Linked DNA regions of Homo sapiens: region 2 is linked to region 1. Evidence: read pairs that join two places in POLR2A ChIA-PET (ENCODE). Cell type or tissue: A673. All regions are shown on one strand. Links, peaks and the distances in the headings refer to the core of each region. The heading gives the core; the rest is flanking DNA. Region 1 overlaps CRTC1 (CREB regulated transcription coactivator 1). Region 2 overlaps TMEM59L (transmembrane protein 59 like).

What was found. Peaks named below come from ENCODE experiments on the same cell type or tissue, not always from the same donor. Only the 100,000 strongest peaks of a DNase experiment are listed, where the experiment ranks them.
Region 2: POLR2A ChIA-PET joins it to region 1 with 7 read pairs; 3 of 35 experiments call an interaction of 5 or more read pairs at or near these places.

Annotation. Positions count from the first base shown.
Region 1 is chr19:18,728,079-18,736,402 of GRCh38, reverse strand. The region is part of intron 1 of CRTC1 (CREB regulated transcription coactivator 1); the gene reads right to left. Among named protein-coding and RNA genes, the nearest start is that of CRTC1, 49 kb to the right of the region's middle. In A673, for the core only: a CTCF peak has its summit at 5,331; DNase peaks (open chromatin) are centred at 2,252, 2,932 and 4,642; H3K27ac peaks cover 4,860 bases.
Region 2 is chr19:18,617,801-18,626,124 of GRCh38, reverse strand. TMEM59L (transmembrane protein 59 like) reads right to left here. Exons shown (of 8, transcript NM_012109.3): 6 at 7,853-7,970; 7 at 7,633-7,750; 8 at 5,086-5,717. The coding sequence ends at 5,589. Among named protein-coding and RNA genes, the nearest start is that of TMEM59L, 9.1 kb to the right of the region's middle. RefSeq lists an enhancer at 4,418-4,487. In A673, for the core only: no CTCF peak of the experiment used is centred there; no DNase peak of the experiment used is centred there.

The DNA of each region.
Region 1 (8,324 bases), core at 4-8,003:
GGGGAGCGAACACTTTCTCCAGCCCAGCGAATGCACAGGATGTACCTGGATCCTGGATCCTGGGAGCTGACCAGGACCCCGGGGATTCGCACCCCTTGACCCTGCAGCCCCATAACTCGGGGCTTCCCAAGATGGAGTTCTGGGAAGGCTGATGAAGGCAGAGGGACCCTGGAATGAAGGCAGGAGGCCTGGGCCTTGGAGGGATCTCCAAGCGTCCCAGCAGCCGCAGGCGGGGATGTGTGCCGACTTGAAGGACACCCCCACAGGGCAAGAGCCTTCATCCTCCCATGTCCACGCTGGCTGGAACCCCTGCTGCTGGCGTGAAGCCCAGCTGGGTCAACAGCTGAAAACCAACCAAGGCTCAGGCACCCACCCGCTCAGCCAGCCCAGCTCCCGCCCCACCACGGCAGTGTCCCCACCTCCCCTGCCAGACTCAAGGCAAGAGTCTGCCCAGCACTGGGCATGGTTCTAGGTTCAGTGGACATGGCAGCCAGCCAGCCAGATGGGCACTGCTCACACGAGCCCACAGCCCAGAGCGGGCAGCAAGCATTAGATCTCCAGGCAAGTGGTGACTGTGGGAGCTTCAGCCTGAGCCACTGTGCGGCCGTGGACTGGCAGAGACACAGCACTGGGGAGCCTTGCAGGGGAGGAGGAACAGCAGGTGCCAAGGCCCAGGACTGGGAGCTCATAGGGTCTGAGATGGGCCACCAGGGGTGAAATACGGTCATCGAGGGAACGGAAGCTTCTGGAGCCACTTACCATCAACAGCCAGAGCAGGACTCTTCCCCTAAGGGCTCCAGGCCTCTACTGTGAGGCCGCACCTGCCCATGCTGCCCAGAGCCGGCCCCACAGCCCTGTCACCGCCCCCACCCCAGCACTCCCAGGGGACACGCCATCTGCTCCCTGCAGTTGAGACCTCGGCTTCAAAACGAGGCCTGCAGGAGCTGGCGTGCGCCTCGATCCAGTGCCATGCTCAGGATCCCCCGCTCCCCGGGGGGTCCCCTTGTCACTGCCCTGGATCAAGCAGAACAAAGGAGGTGAACACCCTCCAGGCCAGCTTTTAACCAGATGCACCAGCAGGGATGGCATCCCCAATGCCAGGAGGGGCTGATGCCAGTGTGAGAAGGGAGACAGGGACAAGAGCCCTCAGGCCTCTGCCCAGCCCTGGGGCATCCAAGTCTCTGACAGGTACCCCCAAAGCTCCAAGTGATGTCGGAGGCTGCAGCAAAGCCTTCTGCCCCTGACTTGTGGACATAGAACTTCCCATGTCTGACCCTCAAGCCTCCTCCTGTGCTCCTCCAAGGGCCCAGCAAAGAGCCCCAGATCTCACGCATTTTGCTCAGAAGCCCGTCGCCATCACCTGTGCGTGTTGTGGGGGAGGATTTTCTGCCCGGACGCCTCGCCATAGGGGTAAGGGATGCATGCCCAGCATCCCCTGACCGATTCATTCTCCCAGAGGCCGGGGCTGGGTAATGGCCGCAGGGTACACAGGGAATGTGGGAGCTGCTGCCCACCTCCAGGCACTGGGTCCCAGGGGAACAGGAGAGGCTAGTGACTGAGGGGATCACCTGCTGTGTAGCAGGAGCTGCCAGCCCTGACGGACCCTCCCCAGGGTGTTGCCACTGCCCACCTCTGGAAACTGTGTGTGTGGGAACACAGCTTGGAGCAGCAAGGCCACAGCCTGAGACTGACGTCCCGCATCTGTTTTCTTTCTTTCTTTTATTTGCGACAGGGTCTTTGTCTGTGGCCCAGGCTGGAGTACAGCGGCACGATCAGGGCTCACTGCAGCCTCCTGGGCTCAAACAATCCTCCCATCTCAGCCTCCTAAGTAGCTGGGAGTAGTGGTGTGCACCACCATGGCCTTTTTTTTTTTTTTCTTTCTGTAGAGACAGGGTCCCCCATGTTGTCCAGGCTGGCCTCAAGCAATCCTCCTGCCTTGGCCCCCAAAGTGCTGGGATGACAGGTGTAAGCCACTGTGCCCGGCCCACCATTGGTTTCTCTCTGTGGCCTGTTTCTTTCTATTTTTTTTTAATCTTTTACATGAAAAATATACTTTCAAAAAAGCTGCAATAAAATCCACATAAAAAATTTACCATGATCTTGTTTGAAAGTGAATGATTCAGAGGCATTTAGTACACTGTCAACCATCACCTCTGTCTGGTTCTAGAACATTTCAATCACTCCATAAAGAAACCCCATCCCCATCAGCAGTCACTCCCCATTCCCCTCCCCCAGCCCCTGGCAGCCACTAATCCGTTTCCTGTCTCTGTGGATTTATCTGTTCTGGACTTTTTTTTTTTGAGACGGAGTCTCACTCTTGTCACCCAGGCTGCAGTGGAGTGGCGCGATCTTGACTCACTGCAACCTCCACCTGCCGGGGTCAAGTGATTCTCAGCCTCCCAAGTAGCTGGGATTACAGGCACGCGCCACCATGCCCGGCGAATTTTTGTATTTTTAGTAGAGATGGGGTTTCACCATGTTGGCCAGGCTGGTCTTGAACTCTTGACCTCAAGTGATCCTTGGCCTCCCAAAGTGCTGGGATTACAGGCAGGAGCCACCGCGCCCAGCCAGCCCCTCTGTTTTCTTACAGGAGTTTTACACTTCTAGCTCTTGCATTTAGGTCTTTGGCCCATTCTGAGTTCATTCTGGCTGTCAACTTTGTTTTTGCCTCAGTCCCTCCATGCCGTGGGTCCCCACGTTTACTGAGGACCTGATGAGAAGAGCTGAGCTGACCCCTCGCTGCATGGCTGGTCCACCAGAGTTCCTCAGTAAACATCTGCCGAGCTTGGGAAGCGATAGGGAATGATGATGAGAGCATCAGGGGCACGTGGATTCCAGGCTGAGTCTCCTGGGCCCTGGAGACACTCCCCTGCTGCCTCCTTGCTCCCTCCACTCATGTAAATACAGAACCACATATACAAACACCAGGCCTGCCTCGGAATGCCTTTTATCAGGCATGGTTGCTGCTGCCAAATTTCCAGACCCAGCTGAACAGAGGGTCTGCCGTGAGCACGTTTTGTTTCTCTTGTAGGTGGCGGCTGGGACGTGTGAAGGGTCCCTCGGGGGCTGAGCGCACACAGCTGGCTCACAGGGGCCTCCCTCCCCACAAAAGAGACTCCAGCCCTGCCAGCTGGCCAAGCGCCCACCCTGTGTGGGGCCTTGCAGCAGTCCTAAGAGCAGGGAGACACAGCTGTACCCTTATTTTGCAAGCTGGTAAATTGAGGCACTAAGGGAAGACAGGAGGGGCCTCAGTTACAATCCAGGCTCTTTCCCCAGCCGGGAGGGCTGTCTCTTGTCATCATTTTTTTTTTTTTTAAGAGACAGGTCTTGCCCTATTGCCCAGGCTGGAGTGCAGTGGAGTGAACACAGCTCACTGCAGCCTCCATCTTCTGGATTCAAATGATCCTCCTGCCTCAGCCTCCCGAGTAGTTGGGACTATAGGTGCCCGCCACCACGCTCAACTAAGTTTTTTATTTTCAGAGATGGGGTCTTCCTATGTTGCCCAGGCTGGTCTTGAACTCCTGGCCTCAAGTGATCCTCCTGCCTGGCCTCCCAAAGTGCTGGAATTACAGGTGTGAGCCACCACACCCGGCCTCCTGTAGTTATTCTGAAAGGCTTCTGGAGTATCCCCAGGTTTAAAGCTCTCTTTTCCTTCCCCCAGAGGCAAACCCCAACTCCCCACTGGTGGCACTCAAGGCCCTCCTCTGCCTTTTGCTGCTGGGCTCTGCACCCACGAAGCCCTTGTCTGGAACCTTCCACAACAGTTCCCATTCATCATCTGGGACTCAGTTCAAGCACTACCTCCCCAGGAAGCCCTGCCAGACCCCCAATCCCTGCATCCAAAATAATCCTCTGTCTTAGCAGCCCAGGCTGCCATGATAAAATACCAAAGACCAAGCAGCTTAAATGACAGAAATGTCTTCCTCTGGACAGAATGCCTTCCTTCTGGAGGCTGGAAGTCCAAGATCAGGGCCCAGCAGTACCCAGACCAGGTTCCAGGTACAGCGCCTTTCCTGGCCCTGGGGGGCCAACCTTCTGAGTCCTCGAATGGCCTCTCCCAGCTGTGTGTGCTTAGAGATCTCTCTTCTTCTTCTTACAAGGCCTCCAATCCTAGAGATCGGGACCCCCCCTTTATGGCTTGATTTAACCTTAACTACCTCCTAACAGCCCCACCTCCAAATACAGCCTCGCTGGGGGTGAAGGCTTCAACTTGTGAGTTTGTGGGAGACAGAATTCAGTCTGTGGCACCTGCTCACAAATAAGCCGCCTGCCTGTGTCTTTCTGCAGGCCAACATGCCCTGCCCCTGGGGGCCCAGCATCACCCCCAGGAATTACAGGAACTGTCCATAGACAGGTGTATCTGAAACTGGGCAGCCCAGAATCGCCCCACATCCCAAGTCATCAGGGGGCAACCACAGGCAGCCAAACCCAGGTGAAGCCCACGGAGCCCAGGACTCTCCCTGCAGGAGCCCCCGGGGTGCAGGGTGGGTGAGGAGAGGGGGTTCCTGGGTCGGGCTCCAGTGTGCGCTAGCCCTAAAGGGCCAAGTGTCTGTGGTACAAAGGTGACCAGCAGTGCCTTCCCCCCACCCCCCGGGGCAGCCAGGCAGCCGAGGTGTGACGAGCAGGAAGCTGTGGGCGGTGTTTCTGGAATGAGTCTCCCGAAGATAAGCAACGTGCCTGCTCGGTGGGGTTCACGGGCTGGGGACGCAAGGGGGCTAGCGGGGGGCCTGCTGTCCAGCTGGAGGCAGCACAAGGTAGCAGGAGCAGCCCAGAGTTCAAGGCCAGGCAGCCCAGGATGAATCGGGTCCTGTGTTAGATGGACTCACAGCTCCCCTGAAACTCATGTCCACCAAAACCTCGGAACGTGACCTTATTTGAAAAGAGAGAGTTTCTGCAGATGTAATTAGTGCGGGATCTTGAAATGAGATCATCCTGGAATTAAGGAGGTCCCTGCATCCAATGACTGGTGCCCCCATGAGAGGGGAGGACAGAGACACTGAGGAAAGTGGGCCAAGCGGCAATAAAGGCAGAGATCGGGGTGCCGCGTCTACAAGTCAAGAGCCTGCCGAGGATCGCTGGGCCACCAGGAGCTGGAAAGGGGCCTGAGACTGGCTCTCCCTCATGGCCTCAGGAGGAACCAGCCACGCTGACTCCTTGATCTTAGGCTTCTGGCCTTCAGAGATGAGAGACAAGACATTTCTATTGTCTTAAGCCACCTGATTCATGGTGCTTTGCTATGGCAGCCTAAGAAAATTAGCCCAGGCTGAGCACATTGGCACACACCTGTAGTCCCAGCAACACGGGAGGCAGAGGCAGTACTGTTTGAGTCCAGGAGGTGGAGGGTGCTGTGAGCCAAGATTGTACCACTCACTGCACTCCAACCTGGGTGACAGCGAGACACTGTCTCTTAAAAAAGGGAAGGAGGGAAGGAGGGAAGGAGGGAGGGAGGGAAGGATACTCAGCCCCGGAACTGTGGAGGGCCTGGGACAAGCCCTTCCCTCTCCAAGCTCCCTCTGGACATGGGACTCAACTAAGGCCACGACTCGGGGCACACCAGGAGGAGACAGCCAGGGGGGCCACTGGTGGCTTCTGGGCTGGTCCCCAGGAGTAGGGGGACCAAGGGGGACACCACTGGCTGAAGAGTAGGGTCAATAAGGGCCCAGAGGGGGCAGGGATCCTGAGACTAGGGAGTTGGGAGGGGTGGTTACAGGAACCGTCCGGGATGAAGGATGAGGTAGGCAGCGGGTCGGGCAGCAGGAACTGCAGGGGTGGGAGTGGAGGCTGGACACAGGGAGCAGAGACCAGGCCAGGCCAGCTCTCATGGTAGTCACTGCAGAGGGACGGGGAGGGTGCAGATGAAGCCCAAACCAGGACAGCACAAGGAGCGGCGAACACCCAGCCGGTGACTCCACGGCAGGGCTGTAGGGCGTAGGGGGGCCCCAGTACACTGGGAGAAGGGCCCATCCTGAAGACAGGCCTACCCGGAAGGCCCTGTGAATGTGACCCCGACTCCACCCCAAAGTCCAGGGGCTGCACCAGGTAGCGTGTGAAGCAGGGGGGCTCGGTGTTCACCAGGCGCCCCCTGCCTGGGACATGCCCCAGCAGATCCAGGGGAGGCAGGAGGGACCCTGAGTGAGGAGCTGGTGATGTGCTTCGTGGGATCTACACACGGCAAAAAGCCCTTACCTCGTAAGGGCTGCTGAGGCCCTCAGGAGAGCCCATCCCCACCAACGCCACCAGCAGGGCCAGCTGAAGGTGCAGGCCACCTTCCCAGGGTAAGCCATCAGAAGCCACGGCCGGCCTTGGACAGGACATAAGCACAGGATGGCTGGCACCCAGCACCATCCCACCTCGATCTGTGTGGGGAGCTGCATGGCTAAGTGCACTTGCTGCTGGGCAGTGGCCCCTGGGTGGGGTGTGGCAGACCCTGGCACCCAGTGCGTGACCCCACCATAATCACTGAGGCCCAGGCAGGAGTCACAGCTCCTGGTTTCACAGGCAACCCCAGGAATCTGCCACAGGCTCCAGCAGGGCCAAGAACGAGGATAAGGAGTGTGGACACCACCTCTGGGGGAGGCCACAGGGCTGCGGGGCTGGGAACTGAAGGGGCTTCCAAGCAAATGAAACTGAACCAACTTATTATTATTATTATTATTCTTTTAAAGATGGGGTCTTGCTGTGTCACCCAGACTGGAGTGCAGTGGTGTAATCATGGCTCACTGCAGCCTCAACCTTCCAGGCTCAAGCAATCCTGTCACCTCAACTTCCCCAGTAGCTGGGACTACAGCGGCAGGCCAACACGCTTAGCCAATTTATTTTTAGTAGAGACGCGGTCTCCCTATGTTGCCCAGGCTGGTCTCAAACTCCGGAGCTCCAATGATCCTCCTGACTCGGCCTCCCACAGTGCTAGGATTACAGACATGAGCCACCACACCCAGCCTGAACCAACTTCTTTTTTTTTTTCTTTTTTTTTTTTTGAGACGGAGTCTCGCTCTGTTGCCCAGGCTAGAGTGCAGTGGCGCGATCTCAGCTCACTGCAAGCTCCGCCTCTCGGGTTCACGCCATTCTCCCACCTCAGCCCCCTGAGTAGCTGGGACTACAGGTGCCCGCCGCCACGCCCGGCTAATTTTTTTGTATTTTTAGTAGAGACAGGGTTTTACCACGTTAGCCAGGATGGTCTCGATCTCCTGACCTCGTGATCCGCCCACCTCGGCCTCCCAAAGTGCTGGGATTACAGGCGTGAGCCACCGCGCCCGGCCAGCCTGAACCAACTTCTAAAGAAAACAAGGCGGGCAGGTGCGGTGGCTCACGCCTGTAATCCCAGCACTTTGGGAGGCCAAGGGAGGTGGATCACCTGAGGTCAGGAGTTCGAGACCAGCCTGGCCAACATGGTGGAACCCTGTCTCTACTAAAAATACAAGAATTAGCCAGACATGATGGCAGGCACCTGTAATGCCAGGTACTTGGGAGGCTGAGGCAGGAGAATCACTTGAACTCGGGAGGTAGAGGATGCAGTGAGCTGAGATCGTGCTACTGCACTCCAGCCTGGGCGACAGAGCAAGACTCTGTCTCAAAAAAAAAAAAAAAGGCCAGGTGAGGTGGCTCACACCTGTAATCCCAGAACTTTGGGAGGTCTTTGGGAAGTCAAGGTGGGCAGATCACTTGAGGTCAGGAGTTCTAGACCAGCCTGGCCAACATGATGAAACTCCGTCTCTACTAAAAATACAAAATTAGTTAGGTGTCGTGGCACATGCCTGTAATCCCAGCTACTCAGGAGGCTGAGGCGGGAGAGTCACTTGAAACCAGGAGGCAGAGGTTACTGAGCCAAGATCGCACTATTGCACCCCAGCCTGGGCCACAAGAGGGAAACTCCATCTCCAAAAAAATTAAAAAAAGAGGATAAGGCACGGAGAACTTCCCCGGAGCTGCTCTGTGATGTTACGACTGCTTTTTCAAGTGACTTGGTGTCAGGAATGAATGAAATCGGGATCTCTGATACTTTTAAGCCCAAGCCCATTGTCCTGGTTTTGCTTACCCACAATGCATCCTGGGCAGCGATTGAAGCTGAAGAGGCCTGGAAATAAAGTTTCAAATGAGGCTAATGTACAATTCTTCACCTAGTAACATAAGGGGGTGGAGAGGCAGAGATGGGCCGGGACGGGACATTCTCCCAACCTCTGTGCAACCTCACCGGGAGGGCCAGGACACCAGGGGAGGGGTCACTTGTCCTGACCCCAGAGTCCCCCTTGGTCCATCCCCAACTCTTGGGCATGATATCAGTCTCCTGAGGCTGCTGTAACAAATAAGCACAAACCAGGTGGCTG
Region 2 (8,324 bases), core at 101-8,100, 110 kb after region 1:
AGACTCTGTCTCAAAAAAAAATTAAAAAATTAGCCAGGCATGATGTCATGTCAGAGACAGGATCTTACTCTGTCACCCAGGCTGGTATGCGGTGGTGCAGTCACAGCTCACTGCAGCCTCAACCTCCCCAGGCTCAAGCAATCCTTCCTCCTTAACCTTCCAAGTATCTGGGAGTAGCTGGGACTACAGGCAGCCGCCATAATACCTGGCTAATTTTGTATATACGTATATTTTTTGTAGAGACAGGGCTTCACTTTGTTGCCTGCATCTGGCCTAAAAAATTGTTTTAGAGAAAGGGTCTTGCTATGTTGCCCGAGCTAGTGTCAAACTCCTAGTCTCAAGCAATCCTCCCACCTCAGCCACCTTAGTAGCTGGGACTAGAGGCACATGCCCCCACAACTGGTCAATTTCTTTTTTTTTTTTAAATAAAGACGGGTGCCTCAGCTGGGTGCAGTGGCTCACGCTGTAATCCCAGCACTTTGGGAGGCCGAGGTGGGCAGATCACCGGATGTCAGGAGTTCAAGACCAGCCTAGTCAACATGGCGGAACCCCATCTCTAATAAAACAATACAAAAATTAGCTGGGCGTGGTGGCAAGTGACTGTAATCCCAGCTCCCAGCTACTCGGAAGGCTGAGGCAAGAGAATCGCTTGAACCTGGGAAGCGAAGGTTGGTGTGAGCTGAGATCGCGCCACTGCCCACCAGCCTGGGCGACAGTGTGAGACTCAGTCTCAAAAAAAGAAGACAGGTGCCTCACCATGTTGCCCAGGCTGGTCTTGAACTCTTGGGCTCAAGTGATCCTCCTGCCTCAGCCTCCCAAAGTGCTGGGATTATAGCTGTGAACCACCGTGCCCAGCCGGAAAAATCTTACATGTACATCAACTCAAACTAAACAAAATAAGAAACACAATTTGTCAGTTACACTAGCCATGTTGGAAGTGCTCAGTAACTTCCAGGTGGCTGGGAGTAGTGCAGACATAACGTTTCTATCATCAAAGAAAGTTCTACCAAAGAGAACGGCTGGCTGTCATTCTCTTCTCACCTCTGCCCATGTCTTATTTCTGGGCAACATTCCTAGAGGTTTTCCTGAAACCCCACACAGGGCCCAGAATGATACTCCCTGGGGCCCATATTACATCTGGGTTGAATCCTGATGGTCATGGTACCAGGCGGATCACTTGAGGTCAGGAGTTCGAGACCGGCCTGGCCAACATGGCAAAACCCCGTCTCTAGTAAAAATACAAAAATTAGCCAGGTATGGTGGCTTGCACCTGTAATCCCAGCTACTTGGGAGGCTGAGGCAGGAGAATCACTTAAACCTGGGAGGTAGACGTTGCAGTGAGCCCAGATCTCGCCACTGCACTCCAGCCTAAGCGACAAAGTGGGACTCTGTCTCAAAATAGATTAATAAATAAAGTGGTTGGGAGGCCGAGGCTAACGGATTACCTGAAGTCAGGAGTTCAAGACCAGCCTGGCCAACATGGTGAAAGCCTGGCTCTAATAAAAATACAAAAATTAGCCGGGCGTGGTGGTATGCACCTGTAATCCCAGCTACTCAGTAGGCTGAGGTCGAAGAATCACTTGAACCGAGGGGATGGAGGTTGCAGTGAGCCAAGATCGTACCACTGCACTCCAGCCTGGGCAACAGAGCGAGACTCCGTCTCAAAATACATACATACATACATACATACATACATACATACATACATACATACATAAATGGGCTATACATGTATTTTTTGAACCACAGTCCCACTCTGTCACCTAGGCATGATCATAACTCACTGTAACATTGAACTCCTGGGCTCAAGCGATCCTCCCACCTGGGCCTATCGAAGAGCTGGGATTACAGATGTGAGCCACCCTGCCTGGCCTAAAGGAACAATTATTATTATTGTATTTATTTATTTGAGACAGAGTCTTGCTCTGTCTCCCAGGCAGGAGTGCAGTGCATGATCCCAGCTCACTGCAACCTTTGCCTCCTGGGTTCAAGCAATTCTCCTGCCTCAGCCTCCTGAGTAAGTAGCTGGGTCTACAGGCACACACTGCCACGCCTGGCAAATTTTTTGTATTTCAGTAGAGACAGGGTTTCACCATGTTGCCCAGGTTGGTTGTGAACTCCTGAGCTCAGGCAATCCACCCGCCTCAGCTTCCCAAAGTGCTGGGATTACAGGTGGGAGCTACCGTGCCCGGGCTATTATTGCTATTATTTGAGACAGTGCCTCACTCTTTCGCCCAGGCTGCAGTGTAGTAGCATGATCTCGGCTCACTCCAACCTCCGCCTCCCAGGTTGAAGGATTCTCATGCCTTAGCCTCCCAAATATCCGGGATTACAGACATGGGCCACCACGCCCAGCTAATTTTTTGTATTTTTAGTAGGAACGGGGTTTCACCATGTTGGCCAGGCTGGTCTCAAGCTCCTGGCATCAAGTAATCCTTCCGCCTCACCCTCCCAAATTGCTGGGATTACAAGCATGAGCCACCGAGCCCAGCCTTTTATTTTGATTTATCTATTTATTTTTTTGGAAATGGTCTCACTCTTCTCAGCCACGCTGGAGTGCATTAGTGCAATCATGGCTCACTGCAGCCTTGTCTTCCTGGGCTCAAGTGATCCCTCCACCTCAGCTTCAGCTCAGCAGCTGAGATTACTGGTGCCCACCACCAGGTCTGGCTAAATTTTTAAATTTCTTGTAGAGATGAATCTTGCTATATTCCCCAGATTTGTCTCAAACTCCTACACTCAAGTGATCCTCCCGCCTCAGACTTCCAAAGTCCTGGGATTACAGGCATGAGCCACCACACCCGGCCAAGGGGCCCTTTTTTTTCTTTTTTTTTTTTTTTTTTGAGACAGAGTTTCGCCCTTGTTGTCCAGGCTGGAGTGCAATGGTGCAGTCTTGGCTCACTGCAACCTCTGCCTCCAGGGTTCAAGTGATTCTCCTGCCTCAGCCTCCCGAGTAGCTGGGATTATAGGAGTGCGCCACCATGCCTAGCTAATTTTTGTATTTTTGTAGAGACGGGAATTTCGCCACGTTGGCCAGGCTGGTCTTGAACCCCTGACTTCAGTTGATCCACCCTCCTCTGCCTCCTAAAGTACTGGGATTACAGGCATGAGTCACTGCGCCCCGCCCCTCCAGAGCTCTTGAAGATCTCCAGGGGAGGCTGCTTGGTCGAGTTGTGGTCTTGAGTCAGGGGATGCTGGGAAGGACACCAGGAAAGACCTTGACTCCTCCCTCCTCTCATCTCCTGCCAGTGGTCCCTCTGACTGACTCCAGTGGAAAGAAGAGGGTCCAAGTGGATCAACCTTCCAGGATCCAGGGTAGAGTGAAGGGTGGAGAGTCTTACACACAGCCCCAGGAGGCATCATTTAATTTTCTGCCCCAACCTGCAGACCCACTGTCACTCCATCAGCCTGGAATTCCTGGGACTCTCCACCCCATTGCCTGTAGGCTGGGGCCATCATGCTCCTGATCCTGAGCTCTGCCCAGGGGATGAGGCCCTGTATCAGTCAGGAATCTCTGGTTTCGAGCAACAGAAACCAACTCAAGTCAACTGAATCTCAAAGCGGAGTTACAAGAAGAATCTGGAGGAGTCTGCAGAACAGACAGGAACGGAAGGGCGTGGCTCCCTTCCTGCAGTCAAGAGGCTGAGATGGGAGGATGGCTTGAGCCTGGGAGGTGGAGGCTGCAGTGAGCTGTGATCACACCACTGCACTCCAGCCTCGGTGACAGCGTAAGACCCTGTCTCATTTTTTGTTTTGTTTTGTTTTGTTTTTGAGACAGAGTCTCGCTCTGTCGCCCAGGCTGCAGGGCAGTGGCGTGATCTCTGCTCACTGCAAGCTTTGCCTCCCAGGTTCACGCCGTTCTCCTGCCTTAGCCTCCTGAGTAGCTGGGACTACAGGCGCCCACCACCATGCCCAGCTAATTTTTTTTTGTATTTTTAGTAGAGACAGGGTTTCACCATGTTACCCAGAATGGTCTCAATCTCCTGACCTCGTGATCTGCCCGCCTCGGCCTCCCAAAGTGCTAGGATTACAGGCATGAGCCACTGTGCCCGGCCGAGCCTATCTCATTTTTTAAAAAATAAATAAATAAAGCTGGCTGGGTGCAGAGGCTCATGCCTGTAATCCCAGCACTTTGGGAGGCTGAGGTGGGCAGATTATTTAAGGTCAGGAGTTCAAGACCAGCCTGGCCAACATGGTGAAACTGCGTCTCTACTGAAAATACAAAAAGTAGCCGCGCATGGTGGCACGCGCCTATAATCCCACCTACTTGGAGGCTGAGGCAAGAGAATCACTGGAACCTGGGAGGCGGAGTTTGCAGTGAGCTGAGACCGCACCACTGCACTCCAGCCTGGGCGACAGAGCGAGACTCTGTCTCAAAAAAGAAAAAGAAAAAGTAGACCGGAAGCCAGGTGGCTACAAAATCAAGTCCTCTTCAAGATGCAATTTGTCCCTTCATAACAGGGACATCAGGCACAGGAAGGGACGCTGAACTGCCCCAGTCAGATGGGTGGCACAAGCCACTTTTTTTTTTTTTTTTTTTTGAGACAGAGTCATGCTCTGTCACCCAGGCTGGAGTTCAGTGGTGCAATCATAGCTCACTGCAGCCTCCACCTCCCCGCCTCAAGCAATCCTCCCACCTCAGCCTCCCGAGTAGCTGGGACCACAGGCTCAAGCCACCACACCCAGTTAATTATATATATATATGTGTGTGTGTGTGTGTGTGTGTGTGTGTGTGTGTATTTTGTAGAGATGGGGCCTTGCTATGTTGCCCCAGGCCGGTCTGGAACTTCTGGGCTCCAGTGAATCTCCTGCCTCAGTCTCCTAAAGTGCTGGGATTACAGGCATGAGCTGCTGCGCCTGGCCTCGAGTCAGTTTTCCAGGGACATCTGTAGCTGGGAGTGTGACCTGGGTTAGACCAGAGGGAGTGTCCTTCTGAGAGGCAGCTACTTTCAGTGCCTGGTGCCACCTGGGTTTCCAGGGCTTTCCCATGTCAGAAAGATCCTGCTCGGCAGGGGTCATAGCCATGCGTGGGCCACACCCCAAGGGCAGACAGACAACCGAACAGAAGCAGGCTCAGCCTGAAACTCTTTTATATACATGGTTTATTCCTCCCCAGCCCCAGACAAGCCCCAGGCACGCTTTATAGGGGCATGGAGATGCCCACACCCTGTCTCTCAGAAGCTGGGTCTCTGGAGACCGGGATGGGGAGAAGGGGGAAGCCCTAGCAAGACGCAGCTCCCCCTCAGCCTCAGCGCCCCCCCCGCAGAGAGGGGACATAGAAGGAAAAAGGAAGGTGACACAGGACTGGGGTTCAAATACTCAGAAAGCCACACAATAGAAGACAAAAAGTAGCAAGCCCCCAAGAAAGCGGGGACAAGGAGGAACCAGTGCCCGATCCCGCCCTCTTCCCAGCTGGGGCACTGCGTCCCCAGGACTCCGTGGGGCAAGGGGTGGGACTGGGAGGAGAGGAAGGATTTGGGGGTGGAGGGGCTCAAGGCTGGACCCACCCTGCCCTTGGACTCCTGGGCTCAGGGCAAGTGAGGCCCGAGGGGCCCCCTGCAGTTGGCAGTGATGGGGCCAGTGGAGGCCTACAGCTTGGTCAGGTCCAGCTTCAGCTTGTAGGGTGGTAGGCTGTCCTCACAGGCGTGGGACGGCGGCGGGTACAGGGGCCAATCGGGCTCCATCATGAAGCCCTTGTGCTGCTCCAGGGTCAGAGGCTGCAGGAAGAGAGGGGAGGAGGGAAGTGGAGGGACGGGGAGAGGCCGAGCCCCCAACCCTGACTGTCTCCTTCCCACCTCTGATTGTTTTATTTTTTTTCTTTTTTTGAGAGAGTCTCTCTCTGTCACCCAGGCTGGAGTGCAGTGGCGCCATCTCAGCTCACTGCAACCTCCGCCTCCTAGGTTCAAGCGATTCTCCTTTCTCAGCCTCCCAAGTAGCTGGGACTACAGGTGCACGCCACCACGCCCAGCTAATTTTTGTATTATTAGTAGATATGGGGTTTCACTATGTTGGCTAGGCTGGTCTCGAACTCCTGAAGTGATCTGCCCACCTCAGCCTCCCAAAGTGCTGGAATTACAGGTGTGAGCCACCACACCTGGACTTTTGTGTGTGTGTGTGTGTGTGTGTGTGTGTGTGTGTGTGTGTGTGTGTGATGGGGTCTTCTCTGTTGTCCAGGCTGGAGTATAGTGGTGCCATCACAGCTCACTGCAGCTTCGAACTCTCAGGCTCAAGTGATCCTCCCACCTCAGCTTCCTAAGTAGCTGGGATCATAAACATGCACCTCCACGTCTAGCTAATTTTTTTTTTCTTTTTTTTTTTTTTGAGATGGAGTCTCGCTCTGTCACCCAGGCTGGAGTGCAGTGGCGCGATCTCGGCTCACTGCAAGCTCCTCCTCCTGGGTTCACGCCATTCTCCTGCCTCAGCCTCCCGAGTAGCTGGGACTACAGGCACCTGCCACCACGCCCAGCTAATTTTTTGTATTTTTAGTAGAGATGGGGTTTCACCTTGTTAGCCAGGATGGTCTCAATCTCTTGACCTCGTGATCCGCCCACCTCGGCCTCCCAAAGTGCTGGGATTACAGGCATGGGCCACCATGCCCAGCCACATCTAGCTAATTTTTAAATGATTTGTAGTGACAAGGTTTCACTATGTTGCCCAGGCTCTGGGCACCACAGAGGTGTCACCAACACACCTGGGCATGATAGAGGTGAGGCCAACACCACAGAAGTGTGGCCACCTCTGACTTCATGTCGCCCCAACTAAGAGTGGATTTTCTTCCCACCAATTCAAAGGGCAGTGAAGAAACTGGCCCAAGTCATGCAGCAAGTGTGAGGTCCTGGCTGGGTGAGGTGGCTCATGCCTGTAATCCCGGTATTCTGGGAGGGCAAGGCAGGTGGATCACTTGAGCCCAGGAGTTCAAGACCAGCCTGGGCAACATAGTCCCCATCTCTACAAAAAATACAAAAATTAGCGGGGCATGGTGGCACGTGACTGTGGTCCCAGCTACTCAGGAGGCTGAGGCAGGAGGATTGCTTGAGCCAGGGAGGCCGAGGCTGCAGTGAGCTGTGATCATGCCACTGCACTCCATCCTGGGTGAAAGAGTGAGATCCTGTCTCAAAAATATATATATAGGCCGGGCGCGGTGGGTCACGCCTGTAATCCCAGCACTTTGGGAGGCAGAGGCGGATGGATCACCTGAGGTCAGGAGTTCAAGACCAGCCTGGCCAACATGGTGAAACACCGTCTCTACTAAAAATACAAAAATTAGCTGGGTGTGGTGGCCCGCGCCCATAGTCCCAGCTACTTCGGAGGCTGAGGCAGGAGAATTGCTTGAACCCAGGAGGTGGAGGTTGCAGTGAGCCGAGATGGTGCCATTGCACTCCAGCCCAGGTGACAGAGCAAGACTCCATCTCAAAAAAAATATATATATATATATTATATATATATATATACACACACACACACACACACACACACACGTATATGTATATATATGTATATACATGAAAAAAGAAAAAAATGTCTGAGGTCCTGGCCTCCATGGGAGCAGGTGGCCAAATCCAGGACCAGCAAACAGCTCTCTCTGCCTTCACCCCCTCCCTCGGCCCAGCGCCATTCACAGATCCCACCCACCTGGAACTTGAGGTGCTGGCCAGGCGCGGTCACCAGGGTGGAGCAGCTCAGCCACAGCATCACCAGCACGGAGAGGAAGAGGCAGCAGGCCAGGATCCAGCGAGGCAGACCCGAGCGCCTGCCCCGCCCGGCAGGCACCACTCAGCTGCCCAGGCCGGGACCAGGGAGACCCGTACCTCCAGTCCCACCCCCCTCCCACCCCCAAGGTCCTGCCACCCACCGGGACATGCAACTGAGGAAGTCATTGTCCTGTGGCTCTTCAGACTCCACCTTGGCCTTGCTGCTGGTCTTGACTCGGATCTTGGCCTTCCTCACCTTGTCCAGGGGGCCTACAGGGTCTGAGAGATCAGCTGCCACTCAGCGACCACCAGGTCTTTGCTAAGAGGCCACAATAACCATGACCAGGAGGGAGGAGGTCAGGACCTGGGGCATAGAGTCCTGGAATGGAGATCAGAGCCCTGGGAGATGGACCACAGAATGCTGAGACAGGGACCATGGAACCCTGGGAGATGGATCCTAGGAGATGAACCATGCAACCCTGGGGGTGAACTGCAGAATCCTAGGAGATGAACCATGGAACCCTGAGAGATAGACCAAAGAACTCTAGGAGATGGACCCTAGGAGATGACCCTAGAAGATGAACCCATGGAACCCTGGGAGATGGATCCTAGGAGATGACCCTTAGGAGATGA